Linked DNA regions of Homo sapiens: region 2 is linked to region 1. Evidence: chromatin loops called from intact Hi-C (ENCODE). Cell type or tissue: heart left ventricle. All regions are shown on one strand.

Region 1 (8,000 bases):
TCTTCTAAAAGGATACACAATACATTTAACAGTTATTATCTTTGGAAAATAACCTTGGGGGATCTGGGCTGGGCTGTAGTGTAGAATGGGACTTCGTTTTCACCTTTAGCTTTTTGCATTCGGATTTATTTTTCTCTTTGCCATGAGCATGTATTTTTTGTCATTTAAAAAAAACTATCTAATGAAAAGCTATTTTTAAAAGTCTCCATTGATATTATTTAGGATGAAGAAAGCCTCTACTGTGGAGTGAGGGGGAGGAAACATGTCTGGAGTGGCTGAGGTGTGGGCGGGAAGGAAGGATATGGAAGGTGAAAATGTATAGCTCCTTTCTCAAGAAGCTCTCTTGGAAAGGAGGAACGGTGATCGTGGGTGTTGAAGGAATGTTTTTGCTGCTGCATGTACAGCTCTGATACATTTCCAGGCAATTGGACTTCAATTTCTTTGGTCCTATCTGCAGCTGACCGTGGGACACTATCTGGAGGTAACTCCCAGGATATCTCTTCTTCTGTGGTCTGGGCTTAATTTCTCTCCCTGCCCTCCCTTCTCCCTGGAAGTGGACCCCATAAGCCTGTGCCTGTCACACTTTAATGTGCATTTGAATCTCGTGTAGGGGTCTTGTTGAAATGCAGTTTCTGATTCAGTAGGTCTAGGGAGGGGGTGCTAAGAGTATGCATTTTTAGCAGGCTCCACAGTGAGGCCGACTTGCTGCTCCTTGGGCCACCCGTTGAATTGCAAGGTCTTAAGGCAGCCCTGGCAATACTGGTACAAAGGACATAGCCAGTGAATATTTATTGCATTAATCAGAATCGGCTAATTGATGTTGGGTGAAAAATTGCGGATGACTTGAATTCAGAAAGCCTGGATTGGAGTCCCAGCTTTTCCTTTTCCTGGCCATGTGACTTTCGTGTTAGTTTCTTCACCTGCAATGTGTGGATCATGGTAATGCCAACTTCACTTGGCTGTTGTGAGGTCAAAGCTGCGAGAGTCCCGTATAAAGTGTAATGCACCGTGACCATCTATTAGCAGGTTCCTCTTTCTCTACTTGATTTCCCCCTTTAGTTCAAGCCTTTTTCATTTTCAAAAAAACCAGCTATCTATCCCTTCACCTGCTCCTGCGACAGTCCTGTATATCTCCTTTTCTTCCCAGCCAGAGTTCTTGGAATAAAGCTGCATGGCTTCATTTCCTCACCTCACATTCATCCTCCTCTTGCTCCATCTCCTCCCACCCCATCGTCTTCTGAAGCGGTACTCTCCGAACACAACCCTAAATGCCAACTCCATCTCGAATCTTGGTCATGTTTCACTTTTCTGTGGCCTCTGAAGCACTTGCCCACTCCCTGCTTGTTGAAACTTGTTTTTCTTCCTTTGGGAACACATTCTTTCTTCCTCCCCGCCCCTGCCCCCCACTGACCATTCTTTCTCCATACACACTTCAGTTATTTCTCCTCAACTTACCACTTCTCATGTCTCAGTTAATGGCCCCACCATTCACCAGTTGTCCAAGCAACACCCATGTCTAATCTATAACCAAATTCAATTGGTGACCTCTCACTCACTCCCTTCTGACGTCTGTCCCAGCCAGCTCAGGACCCACCACAGCTCTCTTCACTCATGATCAGAACTGTGGGGAGCAGCCCAGTGCCTGTCTCTAGCTAGGCTCTACTTTCTAGCTTCCAGCCTGAGTCAGCTTGCTCTCGTGAGATGTTCCCCAGTGACATTAGCATCCAGGAAACAAAATGGCACATGGGGACAGTGATGGTACCAAGTGGAGGCCAAAGGGATCTTTATCCCCCTCTAGTCTCCATTAGTCAATCAGAGTGAATGCATGCCACGAAACAGCATGCATGGCAACTCCCAGACAAGCTTTCTATCCTTCCTCTGATGGGGCCACTCCTACCCCTTCCCCCATATAGAAATTTTGGAGCCACCACCTCCAGAGAGAATGACAGATCATCCCTGAGTACCTGCAGGAGACCCTCAAAAAGGGCCAGGGACCTGTGCAAGAAGCTTCCTGAGGCAACACTGGGTGCCAGGAGCACCTGAGTGCCCTCTCTCTATACTCAGCAGGGCAGAGCACTGCTGGAGAACACCTGAAATCAAAGGCTGGTTCCACTCCAGATATCTGATTGCCAACACAAAGGGGGCTGATATGGTTTGGCTGTGTCCCCACCCAAATATCAAATTGTAGCTCCCGTAATTCCTATGTGTCATGGGAGGGACCTGGTGGGAGGTAATTAAATCATGAGGGTGGGTTTTTCCCATGCTGTTCTCATGGTAGTGAATAAGTCTCATGAGACATGATGGTTTTATAAAGGGGAATTCCCCTGCACATGCTCTCTCTCTTGCCTGTTGCCATGTAAGACGTGTTTTTGCTCTTCCTTCACCTTTCGCCATGATTCTGAGGCCTCCTCAGCCACGCTGAACTGTGAGTCTATTAAACCTCTTTCCTTTACAGATTACCCAGTCTTGGGTATGTCTTTATTAGTAGCATGAGAACAGACTAATTCAGGGGCCTTTAGCACACAGCACAATTCCACCATGTGTCTCTGGACAACTGGCTTTCTAGCTCTGCATGACTATTTCAGACCGTTCCCTTTCTCTGCAAATGACCAAACCCTGCCCTTTCTTGCCACTCTTAGTAGGTGACCTTGCATCCCATTCCACAGAGAATATAGAAACCATTAGAATGTAGTGCTCTCAATATCCTGCTACTAAGCACATAACGTTTTCTATTCTGCCCAGCACTAGGCTGAGTATGGAGCCGGTCAACCCAGCCGTTTCCTGACGCCAGCTTCCCTGCTCTGAAACCTCCTCCACCTCCCAGTTTCCTGCCTGAATTGTCCACGGAGTCCCCACCCTCCACCATCTGCACCCTCATCCTTTCCCACCAGATCTGAATGTTTCCCAGGCAAACTCCTCAGCCAACAACTGCATGAGTCAGTGAGTTTATTTTGTTTGTTAACACCAAGCTTTACAACTTCACACTTCAGTCTCCCGGGGGTATTAATGGTTTTGCAGGGATGAGTTCCGCAAGCCTGCCCCACTTCTTGCAGCATAGCAGCGCCCCCTAGTGGGTAGTTGGAGGTGATCCAATTGCAGTGGTTGGAGCCAACACCTGTTGCCTCCTTGGAGGAAATTAACCAATGATAGGAATGCTTTCCATCTGACTCCCGAATGTTGTTGTCGTACCAGGATACATTAAGCTCCATGATTGCAAGGGGTGAGCAGGAGTTGGTTTTCTCATCATAGAGGGAGCAAGGGCCATGCACTGGGAAGTCAGCTGCCTACATATAATTCATGTCTCAGATGTGCCTAAAACCACATGGGTAGTTGTTGGGTCACTAATACTCCTGCAGGTTCAAAGCCTGCCTAAACTATACACATGTGAGTTCTTTTCTAGGCTTTGGTATAGAATGGTCCAGCTCTGCATGTCAGTTCTGGAAGGCATTTGCAAAACCCAGCAAGATGAACTAGCAGACACTCTTGAATCCCCCAGTCCTTTCCCTTTCTGTCTCTAGGGCTGTGCTGTTCTTTCTGCCTGGATCACTTTACCCTGGCTCTTCCTGTGGCTCAATCCTTCTCATGCTCAGGTCTCAGTTAGAATATCACCACTTTCAAATGTCAGTCTCTGAAGTGGCTTATTTCCTCATCACTCTAAGCACCATCTGTAATTATCTTGCCTCTCTGTTTATCTATTGCCTTTCCCCTCAGGTTAGACTGTGGACCCCATCAGGAAGGCACAGTGTCACTCTCTGAAGTGGTTTATTTGGCTTATTTCCTCATCATTCTAAGCACAACCTGTAATTATCTTGCATATCTGTTTATTGCCTTCCCCCTAGTTAGTCTGTGAACCCCATCAGGAAGGCACAGTGTCTTGCTTGCTGGCTGTGGTATCTTCAGTCCTTGTCACTGTGCCATGCCATCATAGGCAGGCAAAAGAGAATGAATCATACCCACCAAATATTGTGCTTGTTAAATGAATAAGATGGGAAGGAATCAAAGCCTAAATCAAGAAGACGTGAGCTCCTGGAGGAAATGCAGTAGCCCGAGATCTTTAGAAAGAATTTCCCAAAGTGTGTTTACTTATCGTCTTTGTGGCTCACAAGTGATTCACGGATGAAATTTACATTTTTTACAGTTACATTTTTACATGCCTTGTGGTAGGCATAGCTATATGAGCTTTTACATGTATTATCTCATATAAATACCACAGAATATCATCAAGGAGCTATTACTATTAACTTTATAGCCTTATTTTAACCTTATTATAATTTGAGGGAATTAGGCAGAGAAGTAACCCGCCCAAAGACCCAAGGTACTGAATAGCGAAGCTAAGATACAAATTCAAGTGTTTTGACTCTAGTACCTGTCCCCGTAAACTCCAGGCTACGAGTCTCATTAAAGTTAGGCAAGGCAAAGATGCTTATTTTAATGTATTTTAGAAAATTGGAACCAGGTCATCACTTTTACTTAACCAACTTCATCGTTTAGGATGAAGCTTAAACACATAGTGAAGGTAGAAAATGTAAATTGATCTAAACACAAATATTAAGAAAATAATAGTCTAAGTCCTTGAATATGGTAAAAAGTTGGTCCTTCAATTACTAAAGTTTGGGAGCCTCTGACTCAAAACAATATTGGTGCAGCCAAAGGGAATCCAAACCAGAGTAATATGGGCATGTACTTACTCAGCAAATATTTGCTGAGCACCCACTCTTCACCAGCCATCTTGCTAAGTGCTGAAGTCACGGCTATAAATAACATAGATGTAGTACTTGCTGCCCTCATGGGGCCTCTGGTTTGGTGGAGGAGATAATGGGCAAAATAAAAAAAAATAATTACAACTTGTGATAAAGGAAAAGAAAGAGAATAAGTGTAATGAGGAAATTAAGTGATCAGAGAAAACCTGGGGGACATTTGAGCAGAAGGACAAGAGTTGAGCATAGGCTTAGGCAAAAAGACAAGGCTAGCGTGGTGGCACACGCCTGTAATCCCAGAACTTTGGGAGGGCTAGGTGACTGGATTGCTTGAGCTCAGGAGTTTGAGACCAGCCTGGGCAACATGGTGAAACCGTGTCCCTACAAAAAAATACAAAAATTAGCCAGGCATGGTGGTATATACCTGTAGTCTCAGCTACTTGATGGGGCTGAGGTGGGAGGATCACTTGAGCCCAGGAAGTCAAGGCTGCAGTGAGCTGAGATTGCGCCGTTGCACTCCAGTGCCTGGGCAACAAAGCAAGACTCTGTCTCAATTAACAAAAGAAAAAAAGAAAGAAGAGAAAAGAAAGAAAACAAAAGAAAGAAAGAGAAAAGACAGTAAGATGACATGAAAACACAGTTAAGACCAGAAAAATCAAGGTATGGGTGAAGTAAGCTAGTACCAAAAAGAATAAAAAAGAAACACAACTACGCTGACAGCAGTAAAGAGCAGAATTAGCGATGTCAAAAATAAACATTAGAACAAACCGGAGCCTGATCTTACGCTTCTAAAATAAAATTCACAACATTGAGCTGATGAGAGAGAAAGTAGAATGGAAGACAGAGTGGTTATAGGCAACTTGTAGTTTGCTGATGTTATTGAAGAAGAAACCCAGAACAAATTGGACAGAGCTATAGGCAAAGATTTCATTAAAGAGACCTTCCCAGAGATATAAGATGGCTATGTGGGGTACATTAAAAGGTCAGCCTAGTCTGAACGAAATAAAACCCACATCCGAGAGCTAACGTGCCTGTGAAGGCAAAAGAAAAGTTTTATGGCATGCAACATCTTGAAAAGCATTAGATCCTGCTCTTCAAAAAATCCCTTGAAAAGAAAAACAACATTCTGAGTGATGGTGTGGAAAAGCTCAAGAATGGAAAAGTTGTATATAAAAGGACAGTGATGGGGTTAAACAAACACTAACCCCAAATAAATAATACATGTAGCTTCTAATGTCAACATTATGCTTTTAAAAAAGATAGAGACAGGCATGGTGGAGTGCACCTCTTGTCCCAGCTACTTGGAAGGCTGAGGCAGGAGGATTGCTTGAGCCCAGGATTTTGAGTCCAGTCTAGGCAACATAGTAAGACCCTTTCTCTCTTAAAAAAAAAAAAGATAAAAATTAATAATTTGATACATCAAATCCACATTAACAAAGACCGAAAAGTTGGCAAAACAGGAAGAAAAGGAGAGAGGACAGAGAAAAACTACACAAGTCTCTTTACTAAGAGATACTGTCTACTCATTTACTGTATTAGAAAACTATAAAATGAACTATTATAAACAGGATACATACCTTCCAAAATACTGGAAAATGGAAAAGAAAAGAAAATTGTGTGGCCATATAACAAAAGACACAGGGGATAAGAAAGCAGAAAAAAAGAAAAGCAAAACTTTTAGAGCAAGTTGACAGAAGTATAAAAGACGGATTGTATTAATATTAAAAATTGTTGGAAATAGGCCAAACACCATAATTTTCAAAATGACAACAACGAGAACATTTGTGTTCATACGACCACCCCAGAATACAGAGGCAGGAACATTTTATATGAAAATGGAGAGGTGAAGATACATTAGGAAAATGTAATTCTAAAGAAAGCTAGAGATAGGATTCTACTTCCTGTAGAAATTCTGTAGAATTTCTGTGAAATTCCACGGAAAGTAGAATCCTAGGAAAAAAGATATTAAATGAGACAAAGTGAATCATTCAATATTGAAAAAGGTGCCTGTAATCTCAGCACTTTGGGAAGCTGAGGCAGGCGGATCACCTGAGGTCAGGAGTTCAAGACCAGCCTGGCCAACATGGCGAAACCCTGTCTCTACTGAAAATACAAAAATCAGCCAGGCCTGGTGGCAGGTGCCTGTAATCCCAGCTACTCGGGAGGCTGAGGCAGGAGAATAGCTTGAACTCAGGAGGTGGAGGTTGCAGTGGGCTGAGATCATGCCACTGCACTCCAGTCTGGGCAACAGAGCGAAACTGTCTCAAAAACAAAAACAAACAAACAACAAAAAAAAAAAAAAAAGAAAGAAAGAAAAGAAGAAGGGACCAATTCATAGTTGGAACTTGTACATAACACGCTGAATCAAACCCAGCATTTACTTCCACTCCCTCTCTGATTAGCACTAGATTGATAATAAGTGGATAAAAAATATAAATATCAAAATGTCAAAGAGAAATGGTGAAGGGTTTGTGTCAGACAACAAATATAGGCATATTTTTGGAAGAAGGGAGGCTAATTTGTTTTTACTGATTTAACTATTCATTTTGAGATAGGGTCTCCCTCTGTCTCCCAGGCTGGAGTGCAGTGGCACGATCACGGCGCACGACAGCCTCCAACTCCTTTTTTTTTTTTTTTTTAAGAGACGGAGTCTCACCCATGTTGCCCAGGCTGGTCTTGAACATCTGGCCTCAAGTGATCCGCCCACCTTGGGCTCCCAAAGTGGCTGGGATTGCAGGCGTGAGTCACTGCACCCGGCCCTGAGGCTGATTTGTGAGAGGCATTGGACTTAGGAAAGAGGAGAAGGCTGAAACTCAAGTGGCTGTGGGAGAGGAGGTGTCACTAAGGAAGAGAAAGTGAGTTCTTGACACAGAACCTTCCAAAAGCTCAGGAACTGGAGGCACCAGTGACCCCAGTGGCGGTGAGCGTTTTGGGAAAAGGCACAATCAATGTTAGAGGTCTCTAGAAAGAGGAGCTACATCCACAGAGCCTTCCCCCTACCCACAGCCAGGCCGCTGCCCTGCACCTATTAGGGCAGCAGAGGGAAGATTATGTCTTGGAAATATTGAACCAGGGAGCCCCCAGGGTCAGTGACACAGGGAACAGAGAAGAACGGGGTGAGGCACCAAGCTAGAACGCTGGCAGGCAGTGTAGCTACTCCCACCTGACAAGCGGAGGAGCCCTCTCAAGAGAAACTGACCAGTCAAAGTGTCGAGTCCAATCTACCAGAGCACAATGTATTACAAGGAAAGCATGGACGGGTGTGGTAGCTCATGCCTGGAACCCCAGCACTCTGGGAGGCCA
Region 2 (8,000 bases), 260 kb before region 1:
AGAAATCAACCCTGCCAACACCTTAATCTCAGACTTTCAGCCTCCTAAATTGTGAAAAAATAAATGTCTGTTGTTTAAGCCACCCGATCTGTGATTTTTGGTTATGGGAGGCTGCATTAGTCAGGGTTTTTGAGAGGGACAGAACTAATAGGATAGATGTGTATATGAAAGGGATTTTATTAAGAATTCACTCATACGATCACAAGGTGAAATCCCACAATAGGACATCTGCAAGCTGAGGAGCCAGGAAGCCAGTCCAAGTCCCAAAACCTCAAAAATTGGGAAGCTGATAGTGAAGCCTTCGGTCTGTGGCCTAAGGCCCAAGAGCCCCTGGCAAACCACTGGCGTAAGTCCAAGAGTCCAAAAGCCGAAAAACTTGGAGTCTGATATTCAAGGGCAGGAAGCATCCAGCACGGGAGAAAGATGAAGGCCGGAAGACTCAGCAAGTCAAGTCCTTCCACGTTCGGCGGCCTGCTTTTATTCTAACCACACTGGCAGCTGACTAGATGGTGCCCACCCAGATTGAGGGTGGGTCTGCCTCTCCCAGTCCACTGAATCAAATATTAATCTCTTTTGGCAACACCCTCACAGACACACCCAGGAACAATACTTTGCATCCTTCAATCCAATCAAGTTGACACTCGGTATTAACCATCACACAGCCCCAACTAACATAGTCGGGAATTGGAGGCATCAGATGCAGCAAAAGCTGGGTAAGCTTAAGCATGGGGCTTAACATAGGGACCCTAGTTGAAAGTCTGTATGTTTAGACCCTTAGGGAACCTCACTTATCACACACATCCAGACAATTACACTTCTAGCCCCAGCCCTCCAGCATGAAGTGCAGTCAACAAAGACATTAAACTAGAGAGCTCCAAGTTCAGAGAAGCAAGGCTCCAAATTCAGCAAGCAAGTCCTTTACCTAGCAAAGGGCTGGAAAGAAAAATAATTCTGAAAACTGGGGAACCAATAGAAGATTGCAACCTAAAGATTAAGACATCAGCCCCTACCTAATCTATTTCTGCCTTTTGGTCCCAGACTGGTGTAGGCGACAGCAGGAAATTGGGCATTCTTTTCAGGAGAAATAGACAAGGCTCTGAAAAGGTCTGCATGCGGTGACATTTGAGGATCTGACACAAATGGCTGGCTTCCTTCTGAACATCTTACATTTGGTCCTCTGAGTTGAAAAGCCCCACCTCACGAGCACAACCTTTTAGTATTTCACTGTTAAAGATAATAGCCCACAGCCGGGAACAGCCTCCCGAGTAGCCGGGATTACAAGTACCTGCCACCGCACCAGGCTAATTTTTGTATTTTTGGTAAAGATGGGTTTTCACCATATTGGCCAGGCTGGTCTTGAACTCCTGACCTCGTGATCTGCCTGCGTTGGCCTCCCAAAGTGCTGGGATTACAGGCGTGATTTATTTTTATTTCTTGCTCTGTCTGCAGGCTGGAGTGCAGTGCGATCATAGCTCACTGAAGCCTCAAATTCTTGGGCTCAAGAAGTCTTCCTGCCTCAGCCTCCCACGTAGTTGGGACTATAGTTTTTTTTTTTTTTTTAATTAGCCGCCACACCTGACTAATTTTTTCAAATCTCTTTTTCTTGTTTTGTTTTGTTTTGTTTTGTTTTTGCCTGCCAGGCATGGTGGCTCATGCCTGTAATCCCAGCACTTTGGGAAGCGGAGGTGGGAGGATCACTTGAGCTCAGGAGTTCGAGACCAGCCTGGCACCATGGCAAAATCCTGTCTCTACAAAAGAATACAAAAAATTAGCAGGGTGTGGTGACATGCACCTATAGTTCCAGCTACTCAGGAAGCTTAGGTGGGAGGATTGCTTGAGCCTGGGAGGTAGAGGCTGCAGTGAGCCGTGATTGTGCCACTGCACTCCAGCCTGGGTGAAAGAGCAAGACCCTGTCTCAAAAAAAAAAAAAAATTTAGAAATGGGGGTTTTACCATGTTGCCCAGGGTGGTCTCAAACTCCTGGAACGAGGTCTTACATTTTCTGATCCTTTGCCTGTCTCCTCCACCTCATCTTTGGCCATTTCCTGCTTTGCTCAGTTCATGGCAGCCACTCTGATCTGCTTGTTCTTCTTGGTACAGGCCAGACTTATTTCCAACTTGGGCCTTTTGCAGTTCCTCTTTCCTCTGTCTGGATGGTCCCCAGATTTCCATAGGTGCTTGTTGCCACACCTCATTCAGTTCCCTGCTCAAATATCCTTCCTCAGAGAGGCTATCTTCAACATTCTACATAACACACTCTCTGCCCACCACTTCCTGTCTCTTTTCTTGGTTTTGTTTTTCTTCCAAGCAATTAACAGTAGCTGAAATTTTATTACACACAGTATTTGTGTGTTTGCTTATTTTCTGTTGTCTTCCCCTAGCATGGAAAATACTTTGTATTTTCACTGTGACACCCCCAAAATCTATTTTTTTTTTTTTGAGATAGGATCTTGCTCTGTCGCCTAGGCTGGAGTGCAGCCGCGCAATCACAGCTCACTGCAACCTGTAACTCCCGGCCTCAAGTGGATCCTCCCGCCTCCGCCTCCCAAAGTGCTGGGATTACAAGCCTGAGCCATTGCGTCCAGCCTGTCCCCAGCTTTGTCTCCCACTATGGAAGCTGGAGGAAGGTGATGGTTCCTTCCCTACTTTCCAGCTGCTGGTGACCAGACCTAGGACCTAGGGCCCAACCAAATGGATGCTTCCATTTTGAGCTAAGAATGCTGAAGGTATTATATTGGTCCATTTTGCATTGTTATAAAGGAATACCCAAAACTGGGTAATTTACAAAGAAAAGAGTTTCTTTTGGCTCATGGTTCTGCAGGCTGTACAAGAAGCACCGTGCCAGTCTGATGCTTCCACTTATGGCAGAAGGTGAAAGGGACTCAGCTGTGTCACATGGCAAGAAAGGGAGCAAGAAGGAAGGGAGGAGGTGCCAGGCTCTTTTTAACAATTGGATCTCCTGTGAACCAACAGAGTGAGAACTCACTCATTACTTCGAGGACTACACCAAGCCATTCATGAGGGATCTGCTCCCGTGACTCAAACACCTCCCACTAGGACCCGCCTTCAACATCAGGGACCCTTTCCTCCCCTCTCCTCTCCCTCCTCCCCTATTTCTCCTTTCCTGGATCTCTTTTCTTTTCTTTTCTTTTTTCTTTTCTTTTCCCTTCCTTTCCCTTTCCTTCCCTTCCCTTCCCTTCCCTTCCCTTCCCTTCCCTTCCCTTCTCTTCTCTTTTCCCTCCCTTCCCCTCCCCTCCCCTCCCCTCCCCTTCCCTTCCATTCCCTTCCTTTCCCTTCCTGTCTTCCCTTCCCTTCTCGACTCTTCTATTCTCTTCTTTTTTGAGACAGGGTCTTGCTCTTGTCACCCAGGCTGGAGTGCAGCAGCATGATCACGGTTCACTGCAGCCTTGACTACCTGAGCTCAGGTGATTCTCCCACCTCAGCCTCCCAAGTAGCTGTGCCTACAGGTGTGCACCACCATGCCTGGCTATTTTTTTTATTTTTTTGTACAGATGGGATCCCTCTATGTTGCCCAGGCTGGTCTTAAATCTCTGGGCTCAAGCAATCTTCCCGCCTTTGGCCTCCAAAGTGTTGGGATTACAGGTGTCTGCCACTGCACCCAGCCAGGGATCACATTTCAACATAAGATTTGGAGGGGAAAAATATCTAAACTCTATCAGATAGGAAAGCAAAAGTTCAGAGACATTTGGAAGTTATTCAAGGTTACACAGTGGCTACAGCAGAACTAAGAGGCAAGTGGTGCGGCTACCACTGTCTGAAGGTGGCGCCAGCTTCACCGACGGCGCCAACAGTGACATCTTAAGCAGCATTTTCTGGAGCAGAGTCCTGGCTATGTACTGTCTTCCTTGGTTTCCTAAGTCTGATTCTGAAGCTTTTCTAGCAGTTATGTGAGCTGTTGATATCCTTCTAAAGATCTCCTTTTCTGCTTAAGTTAGCAAAAGTCATTTATGTTGTCTGCAACTAAGAACTTACGATGGGTATACAGGTCAAAGGAGAAAAATGCAAAGGCTCATCTCTGTTGATGCCCAGAAGGCATTTGATAAAATTCAAGACCAATTCCTGATAATAACCCTTCCTGAAGTAGGAATACATGGATACCACTTTAACGCAATAAATAATATATATCTCAAACCAAAAGCAAGCATGCTTAATGGTAAAGCACTGGATGAAATGCTATTAAAGGCAGAAACAATGCAGGCTTTCCTACTCTCCTTACTATTACAGACAAAATTCTGGAAGGGCAATTAGACAAGAGAAAAAAAAAGATGAGGTACAACTATTATAAACAAAGTGGCGAGGTTTTTATCTCATGTGTTGATATAAATTCCTGAGAAACCCAATAGGATCAACTGAAAATTATGAGAAAGAACTAAAGTACATCAAGGTGGCTGGTTACAAAAATATTTTTTTTCCTGTAGACAAACAACAGAAAATATAATGACATAAAATATCCCATTCATAATAGCAACCAATAGGAATAAACTTATTAGTATTATGCAAGACCTATGGGAGGAAACTATAGTACTGGGAGGGGCATTAAAAGCCCTTGTATAATTTTTTGAAGACAGACTTTATTCTCAGATGAGAAGATAAATATTGTGGTGATGCCAGTTTTCCCTCACTTAATCTATATAAATTAACCCCCCTAAAGGATTAAATTCATTTGAGAGAATAAGCAAACAGACAGATAATAAAATACTAGGAGATAATGCTCTATCAAACATTTCAGCATATTCTAAACCTATGCTATCCTGGAATACAGAGGCTTATCAATGGGATAGAACAGAATTTTTAAAAATCTTAAATATACGGGGCATTTAATAGGTGATAAAAGCAGCATTTTAAAGTAGTGGGAAAATTACATTTAAAAATGGTGCTGAGACAATTGGCTAGCCATGAAGCATGCAGAAAAGGCAAGATCCCTATCTCATTTCTCATGCAAAAATAAATTCCAGATGGAGAGCATAATAATAAGAAAAAAACCCAGAACTGCACTAAATTAAAATACAGATGAATATTCTTATGATCTTGGAGTGGGGGAAGGCTAAGTATGTCAAAAATATTGTAAATCTTTATGAAAAAGACTAATCTGTTTCACTATATAAAATAATTTAGGCTGGGCTTAGTGGCTTACACCTGTAATCCTAGCACTTTGGGAGGCTGAGGCGGGTGGATGGCTTGGGTGGGTGGATGGCTTGACCCTAGGAGTTTGCGACCAGCCTAGATAACGTGATGAAACCCTGTCTCTGCTAAAAATACAAAAAGTTAGCTGGGCGTGGTGGCATGCACCTGTAATCCCAGCTACTGAGGAGGCTGAGGTGGGAGGATCGCTTGAGCCCGGGAAGTCAAGGCTGCAGTGAGCCATGATCACACCACTGCACTCCAGTCTGGATGATGGAGTGAGACCCTGTCTCAAAAATAATAATAAAATAAAAATAATAATTTAAGTTCTGTATATGATATGAAAACACTGTAAACATGGTTGAAAGGGAAGTAGGGAATGGTATAGACTGAAAAATAATATAATTTATATAGAAAATAATTTTATGGACCAGGTGTAGTGGCTCATGCCTGTAATCCCAGCACTTTGGGAGGCCAAGGCAGACGGATCATTTGAGGTCATGAGCTCAAGACCAGCCTGGCCAACATGGTGAAACCCTGTCTCTATTAAAAATACAAAAATTTGGCTGGGCGCAGTGTCTCACGACTGTAATCCAGCACTTTGGGAGGCCGAGGCGGGCGGATCACGAGGTTAAGAGATCGAGACTATCCTGGCCAACATGGTGAAACCCCGTCTCTACTAAAAATACAAAAATTAGCTGGGTGTGGTGGTGCGTGCCTGTAGTCCCAGCTACTTGGGAGGCTGAGGCAGGAGAGTCGCTTGAACCCGGGAGGCAGAGGTTGCAGTGAGCTGAGATCGTGCCACTGCACTCCAGCCTGGCGACAGAGCAAGACTCTGTCTCAAAATAATAATAATAATAATAATAATAGTACAAAATCAGCTGGGCGTGGTGGTACATGCCTGTAATCCCAGCTACTTGGGAGGCTGAGGCACGACAATGGCCTGAACCCAAGAGGCAGAGGTTGCAGTGAGCTGAGATCATGTCACTGCACTCTAGCCTGGGCGATGGAGTGAGACTCCATCTCAAAAACAAAACAAACAAACAAAAAACTTCTACGAGATAATATCTATAAAGGAATACACCGAAAAGAATAATGGGCAAATGGTGTGTGCAGGTGAATCACACCAGTAAAAATAAAATCGCTAATTAAAAGGTATTCCTAGTTGTTTTCTTGATTGCAAACAGCAGAAACTGACACTGGTTTGTTTCCCCAATAAAGGATTTACAGGAAACCTATCAGGTTAGCTCACAGAAAGAACAGAGCCAGAGAAACAGGCTTGGGCAGAAACCCAGGGACACAGACACCAGTAAGAACTTGCCACTAGAGTAGCAGCTGGACACTTGCTGCTACCACCCCCACACTGTACACCACCGTACTGCCACACTGCTAAATATATAGCTGCTAGATTCATTAATTCACTGCATTATCTCCAACGAACCGTGTATCAATACTTCTAGAGCCAAAGTCTAGGTAGGAACATATAGTTGGTCTTGCTCTGTCACCCAGGCTGGAGGGCAGTGGCACGATCATAGCTCATTGCAGCCTCCACCTCCTAGGCTCAAGTAATCCTTCCGCCTCAGCCTCCTGAGTAGCTGGGACTACAGAAGTGCACCACCACACCAGGCTTATTTATTTATTTTTTTAGAGACGGGATCTCGTGATGTTGCCCAGCCTGGTCTCAAACTCTTCCCGTCTCTGTCTGCCTGTGCTGAGATTACAGGCATGAGCCACTGCACCCGGCGGTGGTCTTTTTTAGGTCATGTTCCTGGGCTCTAGCTTCCAGGGGTAGGAAGGGGAATACCTGCTCCCTGCCACCCTACCCAGTTTTCATAGTGGGATCTTGAGTGGTCCTGCCTAATTTGGTATCCCTTGCAGACAGGAAGTTGGTTGAGATGTTGGATAGCAGAGAGACTGGCACATGATGTTCAACCTTACTCATACAAACAAAAAGTGCATTAATATGCCATCTTTTGTTCATCAAACTTGTCAATGTGAAAAAGACTGGAAAACTCAACAGTATGTTGGGATTGGGAAATGTGCATTTCCCATTAGTTGCTGACAGGATAAAACCTTTCTGGGGGTCAGCTTGACAATAGGTGTCATATATGGAATACGCATACCCTTTGATCCAAGGTTTCAGCCTAAGGAGATAGCTACATGATGGACAAGGTATAGGTCATGATAATATTCACTGCACTGTTGTTTCTAATTTACGTTTCCCGAGCTTAGGGGTAAGGGGTGGTACAGAGAGGGACAATGAAAGATTCACTACAGAATGTTCAAGGTGAGTCTTTAAGAATGATCATCTGAACATTCCAATGAGGAATTTTTTCAAGCCTGTGTCAAACTTTGAGGCTCAGTGGAGACCTATAAGACCTGTAAGCTTAGTGAGAGGGGCCCAGACTGGGAAGGCAGTTCTTAGGTATCCCACCAAGAAGTTCAGATATTGTTTAGAGGCCGGGCGCGGTGCCTCATGCCTGTAATCCCAGCACTTCGGGAGGCTGAGACAGGTGGATCACTTGAGGTCAGGAGTTCGAGACCAGCCTGGCCAACATGGTGAAACCCCGTCTCTACTAAAAATACAAAAATTAGGGCAACACGCTCGGGTCCCCTTCTACGCTGTGGAAGCTTTATTCTTTTGCTCTTCACAATAAATCTTGCTGCTGCTCACAAAACAAAACAAAACAAAAAACAAAAAACAAAAATTAGCCAGGTGTGCTGGCAAGTGCCTGTAATCCCAGCTACTCAGGAGTCTGAGGCAGGAGAATTGCTTGAACCCAGGAGATGGGGGTTGCAGGTGAGCTGAGATCCCGCCACTGCACTCCAGCCTGGTTGTTAGAGTGAGACTCCATCACA

Evidence for each region. A loop is a pair of places that touch in the nucleus more often than their neighbours do. Peaks named below come from ENCODE experiments on the same cell type or tissue, not always from the same donor. Only the 100,000 strongest peaks of a DNase experiment are listed, where the experiment ranks them.
Region 2: it touches region 1 in a loop (3-fold over the local background); 10 of 110 quality-filtered maps call a loop at or near these places.

Annotation. Positions count from the first base shown.
Region 1 is chr16:22,894,072-22,902,071 of GRCh38, reverse strand. All of the region lies in intron 1 of HS3ST2 (heparan sulfate-glucosamine 3-sulfotransferase 2), which reads right to left. Among named protein-coding and RNA genes, the nearest start is that of HS3ST2, 84 kb to the right of the region's middle. In heart left ventricle, CTCF peaks have their summits at 2,873 and 3,073 (motif pointing left); DNase peaks (open chromatin) are centred at 2,795 and 3,051; H3K27ac peaks cover 520 bases; H3K27me3 peaks cover 2,745 bases.
Region 2 is chr16:23,151,388-23,159,387 of GRCh38, reverse strand. No RefSeq gene overlaps it. Among named protein-coding and RNA genes, the nearest start is that of USP31, 5.9 kb to the right of the region's middle. In heart left ventricle, a CTCF peak has its summit at 3,778 (motif pointing right); a DNase peak (open chromatin) is centred at 3,787.